Linked DNA regions of Homo sapiens: region 1 is linked to region 2. Evidence: chromatin loops called from intact Hi-C (ENCODE). Cell type or tissue: Caco-2. All regions are shown on one strand. Links, peaks and the distances in the headings refer to the core of each region. The heading gives the core; the rest is flanking DNA. Region 1 overlaps ADIPOR2 (adiponectin receptor 2). Region 2 overlaps ADIPOR2 (adiponectin receptor 2).

Region 1 (2,916 bases), core at 107-2,606, 84 kb before region 2:
AAAAGACCCTGATAGAAATCTGGTCCTAAAAAGGGCTCTGGTGAAAATCTGGTCTATCATCCTCATTTCATAAATAAGGAAACTGAGACAAAGAATGGCAAAATGACTTGCCATTGTCAAAAAGAGCACAGATTCTGATATTAAAACTAGCCTAATTCAAATTCCTGTTCTACCACTTAAATAGCCACATGGCTTGGACAAGTGGCCTCACCTCCCTAAGCCTTAGTCTCCTGCTTTGTAAAATGAAGACATTAACAAGAGTTATCATACCACATAGGGCTAATGTATGTAATGAGGTAATCCGTGCAAAGCACTCTGTACCATGCTGAGCACCAAGGAAGTGCTCACTAAATGTTAGTTATTATTGTACTTATTGTCCAGAGAAAGCTCAATAGGGAGTTAGGACCAGGATACAACTCTCCTGACTTTGTGTCTAAAACTTTTTCTATTGCATCACTCTGCAGGATGCCAATAACTCATGAGCAGATACCTACACACTCAGTCACCCCGACATACTTACCCAGATGTCACATTTGCCAGGGAAAAAGCGTTCGGGGATCCGGGCAGCATACAGGGCAGCTCCTGTGATGTAGAGGCTGGCCATCAGCATCAACCAGCCTATCTGCCCTATGGTGGCGGCCTTAAGGAACCCCTCCGAGATGACATAGTGCAAGGTAGGAATGATTCCACTCAGGCCTAGGCCCAAAAACACTCCTAGGAGTCACAAGAAGAGAGTAAAGTAATGCAGAAGAGAAACAAAGAGCCAGAAGTCAGTATTACAGCACAGCACCATTAACTCTGTAAACTGAATATTTCAAAGTAGCATATAAAATTAGCTTCCAGTTTTAAAGGAAAAAGAAGGTTCTTCAAACTCTGGGACACTGTCACACAAGACAACACAGCTATGTTCTAAAGATTTACAAATGCAAGGAGCCAGCCGGGTGCAGTGGCTCACACCTGTAATCCCAGCACTTTGGGACCAGCCTGGCTAACAGGGTGAAACCCCATTTCTACTAAACATCCAAAAAGTAGCCAGGCGTGGTAGCGCACTCCTGTAATCCCAGCTACTCGGGAGGCTGAGGCAGGAGAATCACCTGAAGCCGGGGGCAGAGGCTGCAGTGAGCCGAGATCACGCCATTGCACCCCAGCTTGGGCAACAGGAGTGAAACTCCGTCTCAAAAAAAAAAAAAAAAAGCAATGAGCCTCACTAAGAGAGGCTTAGCTTAGTAAGTCAGCAGTCTTCAAGGGTTTTGAATTAATGTTGCTAAATGTTTTCGGAAAGGACAGCTCCAGGAGTTTATTTAAACTGTCCTAGCCTGTCCTTCTACAGACACAGGTTACAATACAAGCAATTTTACGTATCCCATCTTCTCTTTGAAGCAGCAGGCGTTGTTGGGGTGGAGAGGCGATGAATGATCACATCACCTGGCATCACCTATTTTTAATAGGAATCTAAGGCTGGGCGCAGTGGCTCAGCTCACACCTGTAATCCCAGCACTTTGGGAGGCCGAGGCAGGCAGATCACTTGAGGTCAGGAGCCAAGATGGCACCACTGCACTCCAGCCTGGGCTACAAAGCAAGACTCCATCTCAAAAAAAAAAAAAAAAAAAAAAAAAAGAAAGAAAGAAAGAAAAAGAAAAGAAAAGAAAAAAGAAGAAAAAATTTAATCTAAATCTATAACCTATAACTGGGCACTTAAAAATTGTTAAATGCCTTTAACAAATGACCTAATGGGGGTGGGGGATGGGAGAGAATACTATAAGCTCCCAGACCCCTAAATAGCAATCAAGTACAAAAGTCTAGCAAATCACTCAGCCACAGCCCTACTGCCTTACTGCCTCCAGAAGCATCTAATGTTTTTTTAAACTTCTGGATATGACCTAAGTTCTAAGATCAATTAAATGAGTCTCAACCAGCATTTTTTTAAATGAACTAGAATAAAATTTAAAATATCAGACTGTAACATACGTGGAGGATTAAATACTATTTTGTTAAAGTTTTGTAATTTATATATACATGAACTTATGTATAGATACACGTGTTCAGGACTGTAATAGAAAATGTCATGATGGAAAAAAAAATGTGAAGTCCACTGATCTAAATCCACTTTGAAACCCGTGTATCAGCCAAAGCAACACAGGAGCTCCCTGCCTCTGCCAGTAACTGCTCCTACATTTTGACACAGAGTTAACAATGACCCTTGCAAAACAAGCTGTCATTTGGTAAGCTTTCTCAACAGATAAAGAACCTATTACTTGCTTTGGACATTACCAAATAAACTGCTGGTATACAGCAATATATGTAAGCACAGCTATGGGATGCATACTCACAAATAAAATGGACATCTAAAAGAGAAGAGGAAAATGGCAATGCTGCTCTCACAACAGGTAAGAACCAAGCAGACCTAAAGAAAAACTATTTCCTACCTCTGCTCCTCTAAGGAAAGATTTGCTAGACTTTTGCACTATTCACTTTTTCTTTTCCTCTACATGCTAAGCAAAGGCTGCTAATGGTTTCTGCCTATCATTCTCTAAGTCAAAGGCTCAGGAATTTGGTTCTTCTGATGTATGTAAATAACAGAATGCTCAGCTGTACTCAGCAAAGACATTCTTATCTCATGTGCTCAAGCAGGCTTAACACCACTGTACTACTCAAGTACTGTTGAAAGCTGACCCTGACCAATGCTCATTTGCTCATATGAACACAAAAAGGAGGACGGCAGAGTGTTTTAACAGTGGTCACTGACATGAGGTTACTTCTGTGTCTAACCTTCCAGGTACCCCCGGATGATCCAGGGTTTAGATTTTAATACTAAATGGTTTTGGGGGTTTAAGGACGAAAGGAAAAACACTCCTTGTTCATTCTCAGTGGGCACTGAGCTTGACACTGAGTAGGAGACAAGAACATCTCTGCTAA
Region 2 (2,916 bases), core at 278-2,777:
TGTGAAGAGAGGATTTCACCCCTGAAAAATTGGTCTTGTTCCTCCTTTTAGTTTAGTGCTATGTATTTTACCATACTTCCATTTTTACCCTCGCTGCCAAGCAAACTCAAACCCAATTTTTATTCTTAGTCATTGAATTATGCTGTCACTTGGGAAAAGAATATATGCTTTGTCCTTTCCCTGATTTCTTCTTTTTACACATATTTTATTACACTTCCAGATCTTTTATTTTAAGTTACCAGATATCCTTTCTGGAAGAAATAGGATAAAATAAATTTCAAGAAAATAAAGTCAATCTTCTGTGCCATTCTGCTGAAGTTTTCATAATGTAACCCCTACCACAAAGACATCCTCCTTAACCAAAGGAATGGATACATGGATACAACTAGGCATACATGTTCACTAAACTTAATTTCAAAACATACAAGATTAAAGTGAATATGCTGTCAATGAAAAATAATCAGCTGATATACTAACAACAAACATACAAAAGAAAGGCCTAAATGGCCAAAGTGTAATAAGCTAACTAATTTTGCCCCTTTTAAGACCATATGCTTTGTGTTTTGTTCTCTAGTACACAGACATTGTGGAAATAAGAATATTCTTATATTCAATAAATCCAGTAAGAATGTGTAATATGATCAGTTATAAAGAAAATATCATTTTGTTGTAGTCTTCCATTAAAAAACTTAAGTGTCCTTTTCCAGTTATTTTTCCCATGCCTGAAGATAATCTGGCAATTCTCAGAATTTAGCTTCCCTTTTCCTTCTGTCTGGACACTTGTCTAATTAAGCCAATCTATAATATCATTGGCCAACATATATCCCCTTCTAACACATGGTATACTCCAATCCAGAAAACTCAAAACCATAAGTAATGTTAAACAAATCCCCTTTTTAATAAATTCCTCAACTTCCAATTTCTAAATACCAAATGTACTTATAAAATAGGCTAATTATTTCCTAACAGGTCCTAAGATATCAGTTCGTCCTATTTAACTTATCTTAGAGTTGAAAGATGAGAGACAACATATGCCAAAGTGACAATTTTATAATGAAGTTTTTCTTTTCTTTTTAAGACGGAGTTTCGCTCTTGTTGCCCAGGCTGGAGTGCAATGGTGCTATCTCGGCTCACCGCAACCTCTGCCTCCCGGGTTCAAGTGATTATCCTGCCTCGGTCTCCCAAGTAGCAGGGATTACAGGCAGTGGCCATGATGCCTGGCTAATTTTTGTTTTTGGTTTTTTTTGTTTTGTTTTGTTTTAGTATTTTCAGTAGAGACGGGGGTTTCGCCATGTTGGCCAGGCTGGTCTCAAACTCCCAACCTCAGGTGATCCGCCCACCTTGGCGTCCCAAAGTGCTGGGATTACAGGCCTGAGCGACCGCACCCAGCATGCACTGCAGTTTTTCAAGTTTGTATTTCACAATTTGAAAATATTATTTTTAACAAAATTAAAGCACTTCACTCAGCAGTAACCCCAACAGTTACTGGTTCATGAACCAATTTAGATTTTTAAAAGACCATTTACTTACCACCTGCTATATACCGGAACTGCCAGTAGATTATCAAGAAAGTTACACGTTCCTTACCCTCAAGAAATATATAGTCTATTAGGCAGGCACCCAGATTCTTTTTGATCAGTGATAACAAAACCATATGCTTTCAAGAGCCAAGCAGAGAATGTAAATAGGTGAAGCAGCTCCACCTAAGGGAGGCCCGGGAACAGAATGCATGCTCCACCTGAAGTAATCGTAAATCAACTTTAAAAGAATGCTATTGAAACAAAGCATATCTCCCAGTTAGATAGAATATACTGCAAATGCTTAACCTCCTATCAGATAAACAAAGATTTTTTTTTTTAATTTGTAATGACACAGAGAAGCTAGACTCCACCCACATTTCTGGTGAGAGTTTACATTGCTGTGACCTTTCTGGGTGGCAATGTGATAACACACATCAAAATGAAAAATGTGTTTTCTTCAACTATTACAAAATTACTAAAGGGGAATTAGCTTGCAATAAATATACATAAAATGTATGGGCAATTTACAATCCATTTATATAATCTAAATATCCATCAGTAAGAGCAGTATTAAGTTATAGCATATCCATTTAATAATACTACACTAGAGAACTACTAAAAAGAAGAGAGTAGATGCAGATGTAAAGTAAGCCACAAATATTAATTTTAAAAACACACACACAGGGCCTGTCATGGTGGCTCAAGCCTATAATCCCAGCACTTTGAGAAGCTAAGGCAAAGAGGATCACTTGAGTCCAGGAGTTCAAGGCCGGCCTGGGCAACATGGCAAAACCTCGTCTCCATTAAAAATGCAAAAATTAGCCTGGCGTGCATCTATAGTCCCAGCTACGTGGGAGTCTCAGTTGGGAGGACTGTTTGAGTTCGAGAGGGCAGTGAGCCGTGATTGTGCCATGGCACTCCAGCCTGGGTGACAGAGCAAGACCCTGTCTCAGAAATTAAATAAAATACACACACACACACACACACACACACACACACAATCAGCCAAGACAGCACCACCTGCTGAGCTCCCAAACACTGTTTCTGGTCACATCCAGAAGTACAACGCCACAGCTCCACACCACAGCTGAAATGGGTTTGCAAATGTCAGCAGTACGGGTTCTCTGAGAACTACTCACTGTGGATCCAGTCTACAGCCAACATGTCCTGCAGAAACTAGCTGCCCAGTAACAAGCAGCAGTTATAGAATCTAATAAAGTGGAGCCACTGGCTGACATTAAAGGGTTACTACAGCAGTACTATATACACTACAAATCCAATATGGAGATTCTCAAATTAAAACCAATAAACCTGGCAAAGAATTGACAGAGCTGGTGATATTTATGGCACAGATTGGTCACTGTTACCCAGAACATCTAAGTAACTTTCCTCAAGA

The links. Peaks named below come from ENCODE experiments on the same cell type or tissue, not always from the same donor. Only the 100,000 strongest peaks of a DNase experiment are listed, where the experiment ranks them.
Region 1: it touches region 2 in a loop (4-fold over the local background); 33 of 110 quality-filtered maps call a loop at or near these places.

The regions. Positions count from the first base shown.
Region 1 is chr12:1,781,678-1,784,593 of GRCh38, reverse strand. ADIPOR2 (adiponectin receptor 2) reads right to left here. Exons shown (of 8, transcript NM_024551.3): 7 at 521-714. Among named protein-coding and RNA genes, the nearest start is that of LRTM2, 37 kb to the left of the region's middle. In Caco-2, for the core only: no CTCF peak of the experiment used is centred there; no DNase peak of the experiment used is centred there.
Region 2 is chr12:1,697,811-1,700,726 of GRCh38, reverse strand. The region is part of intron 1 of ADIPOR2 (adiponectin receptor 2); the gene reads right to left. It also overlaps the pseudogene LOC100533654. Among named protein-coding and RNA genes, the nearest start is that of ADIPOR2, 8.2 kb to the right of the region's middle. In Caco-2, for the core only: no CTCF peak of the experiment used is centred there; a DNase peak (open chromatin) is centred at 1,706.